3 separate regions of the Homo sapiens genome follow, and regions 1 and 3 are each linked to region 2. A link is a loop called in an ENCODE intact Hi-C map of the cell type or tissue named here. Cell type or tissue: PC-3. All regions are shown on one strand.

Region 1 (2,500 bases), 80 kb after region 2:
TGATTCCGCTTATCAATTTAATACAGAGATAAAACATATCTATGAATCAGAGTGATCGGAACTAAAATGGATCTACAGGTTGTTTGGCATTCAGCCCAGCCCTGCTGAGGGTTTTAGTGGGGCTAATTTCTCTGTACAGTAGATTCATCCCTGTTCTTAAATTGTGCCTCAGTGAGGGATATGATTTGCTTCACATGAAGAAGTAGACACAGAAGTGCATTGTTTCAGGGAGGAGACTTTAAAATTTTGAAACATTCTTTTTATGCTTACCTTTTTTTTTTCTAGGTATACTTCAAAAGAAATTATCCACATATTGGTCACACTGACCACATGGTTACAAACACTTCCAATGGACAGCCCTCGACCTTAACTATTTTCGAGACAGCACTGTGAATCCAACCAAAATGTCAAGTCCGTTCCGAAGGCATTTTCCACTAGTTTTTGGACTATGTAAACCACATTGTACTTTTTTTTACTTTGGCAACAAATATTTATACATACAAGATGCTAGTTCATTTGAATATTTCTCCCAACTTATCCAAGGATCTCCAGCTCTAACAAAATGGTTTATTTTTATTTAAATGTCAATAGTTGTTTTTTAAAATCCAAATCAGAGGTGCAGGCCACCAGTTAAATGCCGTCTATCAGGTTTTGTGCCTTAAGAGACTACAGAGTCAAAGCTCATTTTTAAAGGAGTAGGACAAAGTTGTCACAGGTTTTTGTTGTTGTTTTTATTGCCCCCAAAATTACATGTTAATTTCCATTTATATCAGGGATTCTATTTACTTGAAGACTGTGAAGTTGCCATTTTGTCTCATTGTTTTCTTTGACATAACTAGGATCCATTATTTCCCCTGAAGGCTTCTTGTTAGAAAATAGTACAGTTACAACCAATAGGAACAACAAAAAGAAAAAGTTTGTGACATTGTAGTAGGGAGTGTGTACCCCTTACTCCCCATCAAAAAAAAAAATGGATACATGGTTAAAGGATAGAAGGGCAATATTTTATCATATGTTCTAAAAGAGAAGGAAGAGAAAATACTACTTTCTCAAAATGGAAGCCCTTAAAGGTGCTTTGATACTGAAGGACACAAATGTGACCGTCCATCCTCCTTTAGAGTTGCATGACTTGGACACGGTAACTGTTGCAGTTTTAGACTCAGCATTGTGACACTTCCCAAGAAGGCCAAACCTCTAACCGACATTCCTGAAATACGTGGCATTATTCTTTTTTGGATTTCTCATTTATGGAAGGCTAACCCTCTGTTGACTGTAAGCCTTTTGGTTTGGGCTGTATTGAAATCCTTTCTAAATTGCATGAATAGGCTCTGCTAACGTGATGAGACAAACTGAAAATTATTGCAAGCATTGACTATAATTATGCAGTACGTTCTCAGGATGCATCCAGGGGTTCATTTTCATGAGCCTGTCCAGGTTAGTTTACTCCTGACCACTAATAGCATTGTCATTTGGGCTTTCTGTTGAATGAATCAACAAACCACAATACTTCCTGGGACCTTTTGTACTTTATTTGAACTATGAGTCTTTAATTTTTCCTGATGATGGTGGCTGTAATATGTTGAGTTCAGTTTACTAAAGGTTTTACTATTATGGTTTGAAGTGGAGTCTCATGACCTCTCAGAATAAGGTGTCACCTCCCTGAAATTGCATATATGTATATAGACATGCACACGTGTGCATTTGTTTGTATACATATATTTGTCCTTCGTATAGCAAGTTTTTTGCTCATCAGCAGAGAGCAACAGATGTTTTATTGAGTGAAGCCTTAAAAAGCACACACCACACACAGCTAACTGCCAAAATACATTGACCGTAGTAGCTGTTCAACTCCTAGTACTTAGAAATACACGTATGGTTAATGTTCAGTCCAACAAACCACACACAGTAAATGTTTATTAATAGTCATGGTTCGTATTTTAGGTGACTGAAATTGCATCAGTGATCATAATGAGGTTTGTTAAAACGATAGCTATATTCAAAATGTCTATATGTTTATTTGGACTTTTGAGGTTAAAGACAGTCATATAAACGTCCTGTTTCTGTTTTAATGTTATCATAGAATTTTTTAATGAAACTAAATTCAATTGAAATAAATGATAGTTTTCATCTCCATTCAGAGATCTGTATTTCTGTGCTTCAAGGGATTCCTGACTCATGTTCTTGCTGATGAATGCCAGTGAGTTTTCCTGAGATCGAAAAATACAGTATCAAAGGATACCTTCTATCATCAACCGGTTCTCTTGGCAAATTAGGTGTACCAAGTATTCTAACGGGTAGATTTCAGTGGGTTTCAGACAGTTTGAAGCAGTTGCTATTTAAGCAAGTCCATTTGCACCATTCTAGGAAGAAAGAGTATTAGCTTATGCCTCAGGCTTGAGCAGTATTAAATGGTTGAGGTTTTTGCTTTTGGTTTTGGTTTTTAAGGTGACTTTGTCCAAAACTAACAAGAAACATCTACCGCTGTTACGCTGAAATCACT
Region 2 (2,500 bases):
CCAGCCTGAGCAACAGAGCCAGACCCAGACTCAAAAGAACCAAAAAATAATAATAAAAAATTTCAAGTGTAGTGTAGGATGGAATGGGAGAGGCTTGGAATCATCCTTCTTAAGTTTGACTCCTAGCTCTACCGCTTACCTTCTCTTTCCTCACAAAGCCACATGCTACGTCTCTGTAAAATGGAGAAAATTCTACCTATTCCATGAGGGTTATTGTGAGGATAAAATGAAGTCATTTCAATAACATTCTTAGCATAACATCTAAGCTCACTAAATAAAAGGTACTTTTTAAATACTACGTATATTTTTAAGTGGGAGAAATAGCCTGACAATGACATTATGCTGCATTAAGGTAATTGTCAGACAGTTACCAGACCCATAAGTATTAGGACATGAGTTTGTATTCCAGATATTAGGTTTATTATCCCTGAAGGCTTTAATGGCTATTTTCTCTTCTGGAACCACAGTATCAAAATCAGTTGTTTTCAGAATAAACCAGTGAGCACTAAATATCTCATAATAACGTAATTTTCATAATATTGCTGAAACTTCCTTGGCCCTTGATAACATTGAGTGTAGAGTCTGAGTTATCTAGACTTCTGCTAGCTAAAATCTTTGCCTCTAAGAAGTCTTCCTACTAGAAAAAAACAAATGAAAAATGAAGATAAGATGCAGAGGTTGGATTTAGGCATTTTAATTTTTTCTGTTTAAATTTGGGAGTGCTCCGAGTGTGCTAACTTGCACACAGCTGCACTCAGCAAAATACTGTAATATATTGAGGCACACGGAATTGCAAAACCTTTCTTCCCTACACACCCCTCATCTAAAAAAAAAAAAAAATCAGCAGCTTGACTGAGCTTAAATAACTGACTTTTCATATCCTTTCATGGAACACAAAGGACTAGTCCTGAGGCTACTTGAGCCACCAATGCAGGCAGCAGTGGAGACCACCACTGAATGTGCCAGTCCCTCCTCCCACAAACAAAACACATTGACTGCAGCTTTATGAAGTGAAATGCCCAAGAAAAAGAAAATGTGAAGGAGGTGTCCTCAGTCATTTCTTCCCTAGGGGGGTGGGAGGGCAGGATGAGGGGCAGGAGAAAAAGCTGCTGCATCTGGATGTGGAGAACAAAGCCATCCTAAGACTTGAGTATAATAGGTTGGGTCACTCGCTTTTATAGAAGCAAAAGAGTGGAACTGCCTTGACTTGTCTCAGTACCACTGACCCTTACATTTCATTGTGTAGAGATGTCAGGGAAAGTGTGTAGAAAGCACACTGAACAATGACTTTGTCATTTTGAGATTTCTGAGGTTTGTTCACCCCTTCCCCCAACTCCTACCCTCAAATCCCCATTGGACAAAAGAGATCGTTAGTTAGGTCGCCTTGCCGTCATTTGAAAGATCTCTGTTTTACTGAGTCTTTCAAAAGTAAACTCATCCATTTTAACTGAATCACGGCGTTCTCATGCTTTCAAAGTCAACAAAAGAGTTTTAGTCACTGCATTTACAAGGATGGACTAGTCTGTGAAAATGCCAGCCCTAGAGATAATGATTCATGCCAACTGCCACATTAAAGTGGATTTCCTTGTTAATAGACAGGGCAGTTGATGACATGAGTTACTGGAAATATTTGCCAACTCTTGACCCCTGGATTTCTGAGATCAGGATGATAGGATTCACACAGGCCCACTCTAACAATTCCTTTACCTTTTCTTTTTTAATGAAAGATGCAATGGTTGGGTTTTTTCCAGTGTGATAGCACATGTAGAAAGCAGTACTGTCACCATTAGTGTGGTGACAGTTAATCACTGGGGACCCTCCCAGGCTTCCCAGGCTGGCAACCAGTGTTCCAATTTTTCCCAGCATGTGTGTTCCAATGATAATGTTTGTAGTTTAACAAGAAGCTAATTAAGACCTAAAGAAAAAAATTAAGAGTCTCATTTTTATCAAGTCTGGTGGTATTCAGCAGAGCATAGAACTTTCCATTCTGGCATATTGGATGATGTCCATTGCAAAACAATAGTGGCCATTCGTGGTGCTTTCTCTTCTTGTCATTTTGCATCCTTAGTAATGATAAAATGGACAGCTATTACCCAGGAGAGGAAAATGGCCAAATGTTTACTTAATTGAGGACCTTTAAATTCTCTCTATGCTATTCTTGATTGATTACATTCATTTTTGTCTGTATACCTACTGAGTTTTCTTGATAAGATGAACAAAAAAAGGTTTGGACTGGAGAACTTGCCTGAGTTTTATTAAAATCTTGCAGTCACTATTTTCTATATGGATGTATCACTTCCATCTGATGTGGGGCATGGGTAAGTGTAATCTGTTCTACTTGTGAGTTTTGTGACTCACTTGTTTTCTTTCAGCCCTTTCCCTGGGTTCATTGACTTAGTGTTCTCTCTCATTTGCGTTGAGTCATGAAGCCGATAGTGCCGCTTGTGCATCGCAGCAAAGGGCCAGCCACCTATGGGACACGTATCAAACATGGATCAGG
Region 3 (2,500 bases), 99 kb after region 2:
AGGTCTTCCACTCCAAGGGGGCGCATGCTCCGCAAGGAAAAGATACCACACATGTCTTTTTTTTCTTGGGCATATGACGAGCAGCCCCAAGGGGATTGTTCTGTGGCATGCGGCCCAGTGCCCCCTGGTTCCGTGGGAAGCGAGTGGTCATTGAAGCTCCCCGCTGGGAAGGTCAGGGGCTGGGTGCAGGTGGACGCGCGAGGCTTCCGGGGGGACTTCGCCGGGCCACAGTCACCGGGCTGAGCCCGGTTCCCCGATCCTCTGCCCCGGGCCGCTTTCCGCGGGAGCGTCGGGCCCCGGGCCGGGCGGGAGGCCGAGTGTACGGCCTCTGCCACAGAGCTGGGCCTGGCGGGGGATCACAGGAGGGCGCCCCCAGATGCTCGGCGCGCACGCGCTCCCTGGCCACGGATCACAGGCGCCCGCCCTCTGCCGCCGGCCCGGGAGCTCGCCTGCCCCCTGGAAAGCGATCACAGGCCGGGGCCCGGGGGCAAGGAGGGGTGCGGGCGCCACCCGTGGGGAGAGGGCTCGCTGGCTGGCTCGTTCCCACTGGGAGGAAGGGGGCGAGGAGAGTGCAGCTGGGGCCAAGGCGCTTCGGAGGGGCCGTGTGGACACAGCTAGCCATGGCCACGTGGTAGCCACCGGGTCTAAAGTCCTGACCAGGGACGTGCCTGGGTGGGATTTTCTAGAATTTTTTTTTCTTTTTCTTTTTTTTTTTTTTTTTTTTTTTTTTTTTTTTTTTTTTTTTTTTGCATCTGCACCCTGTTAGTTCACCGATCGCAAGAAAAGAAAATGAAGCGCGCAGGGAATAGGTGGCAAGGCAGGCCTGGATAGAGTTTAAAGGGATCCAGTCCTCCCACAAAAGTGGGCCTGATGCTGCCTGGTTCCCTCCTGGCCGCCACTCCCCACTCGTGCGGTTCGTGGGCTCCTGAGCGCCTTCCCTCGTGTTAGCCGCAGGCACCCAGGGCAGCCCTGTGTGTGTACATGTGTGTGTGTGCACACATAAAATCACAGGTAACCTTCTGGGACTCTGGGCGCTGCAAGGAAGGTGGACTGATCACTCATTTACCTACTATGATGGTCCATCCCTTATCTCTACAGGAGGCCAAGGGAGATTGGCAGTTGGTTCCCATCTAGTGGACAAAAGCCGCAAAGAACTGTGGAGACGGAAGCATCCCCTCGATAAATATGCTCACCAGGCATCACCTGTAGACTAAACCAAATGGAATGTCTAGAAAACATGTAGTGTTGTTTTTCAAATTCACATAGGAAATGGGATTCATAGACTACAATTTCACTTTAAAATATTAACGAATTCAGGGCGGCTCTCCTCCAGGGGCATTTGCCCTATTAATAAAGCCCAGTGGTACAGGCATCCTGGTACTAGTGGAGGGAACTGTGTCTGCCTTTCCAACATCCATCCACCCCTTGCTCTCCCAACCAGTGGCTGCAACTTGTCTTGAATGGGCTGAGGCCAGTGGTTCACAAACCTGGCTGCACATTAGAATCAGCTGGGAACTTCAAGAAATTCTCTCACGTGCAGCCACTCCTGTATCTATTGACTTGGGATCTCTGGAATAAGGGGTGATTCTGATCAGAGTTGAGAACTACTGACCCAAACCATCAGAGGAATCTCATCCCCTTGCTCAGAGAGGAGCAGTAGGGGCCCAAGCCAGACAGCACATGGGAAGGAAGGGAATGGCAGGGAGGGCATATTGGAAAGGAGGAAGAACACGGCAAAAACCTAGAAACAGGCAATGCACTGTTAAGGAACAGAGGGTCCATGATGGAAGGCGGCAGATGAGGCTAGAAGACAGAATTAAGAATTTTTGTTAAGAATTCTAACTGGCACAACACACAACTTTATCTTTAACAGTGGGGGAAATCAAGCAAAAGGTTTAACTTTTAAACCTAAAATTGACATGATCAGACTTGGTTTTTAGAAAGGTAATGTTGGCATGTATGGAGAATGGATCTAAATGGGGAGAGATGGGGGCCAGACACTAGTTAAGAGATGGAGGCAATGGGCATGGGGACAAAATTCTGTAGGACTAGGGAGTTACAGACTTTCCAAAACCAGGACTGCCATGTCAGTTGGACAAATATGGTCTTGGTGTAGAATTATTATTTTAGCCTTTCATAGTGGCTGATGACAAATTCTAAGGAGGAGAGACAAAAAAAGGGGAGAAAATGGCCGGGCACCAGTGGCTGCTATCTGTAATCCCAGCACTTTGGGAGGCCGAGGCGGGTGGATCACCTGAGGTTGGGAGTTCGAGACCAGCCTGACCAACACGGAGAAACCCCATCTCTACTAAAAATACAAAATTAGCTGGGCGTGGTGGCGCATGCCTGCAATCCCAGCTACTCGGGATTATTAAGGCATGTGTTATATAAAATGAAATTCACCAACTTTCAATGTTCAGGCTAGAGTGCAATGGCACGATCTCGGCTCACTGCAACCTCTGCATCCCGGGTTCAAGTGATTCTTCTGCCTCAGCCTCTT

What was found. Hi-C counts contacts between places; a loop is a spot of excess contacts. Peaks named below come from ENCODE experiments on the same cell type or tissue, not always from the same donor. Only the 100,000 strongest peaks of a DNase experiment are listed, where the experiment ranks them.
Region 1: a loop joins it to region 2, with 6 times the contacts of the local background. A loop is called at or near these places in 1 of 110 quality-filtered maps.
Region 3: it touches region 2 in a loop (3-fold over the local background); 1 of 110 quality-filtered maps calls a loop at or near these places.

What each region holds. Positions count from the first base shown.
Region 1 is chr13:95,019,468-95,021,967 of GRCh38, reverse strand. It overlaps ABCC4 (ATP binding cassette subfamily C member 4 (PEL blood group)), which reads left to right. Exons shown (of 31, transcript NM_005845.5): 31 at 286-2,133. The coding sequence ends at 393. Among named protein-coding and RNA genes, the nearest start is that of LINC00557, 61 kb to the right of the region's middle. In PC-3, no CTCF peak of the experiment used is centred here; a DNase peak (open chromatin) is centred at 1,457; H3K4me3 peaks cover 829 bases; H3K27ac peaks cover 2,500 bases.
Region 2 is chr13:95,099,695-95,102,194 of GRCh38, reverse strand. All of the region lies in intron 20 of ABCC4 (ATP binding cassette subfamily C member 4 (PEL blood group)), which reads left to right. Among named protein-coding and RNA genes, the nearest start is that of SNORD13G, 110 kb to the left of the region's middle. In PC-3, no CTCF peak of the experiment used is centred here; DNase peaks (open chromatin) are centred at 1,454 and 2,394; H3K4me3 peaks cover 1,127 bases; H3K27ac peaks cover 2,500 bases.
Region 3 is chr13:95,000,958-95,003,457 of GRCh38, reverse strand. No RefSeq gene overlaps it. Among named protein-coding and RNA genes, the nearest start is that of LINC00557, 42 kb to the right of the region's middle. In PC-3, a CTCF peak has its summit at 1,134 (motif pointing left); no DNase peak of the experiment used is centred here.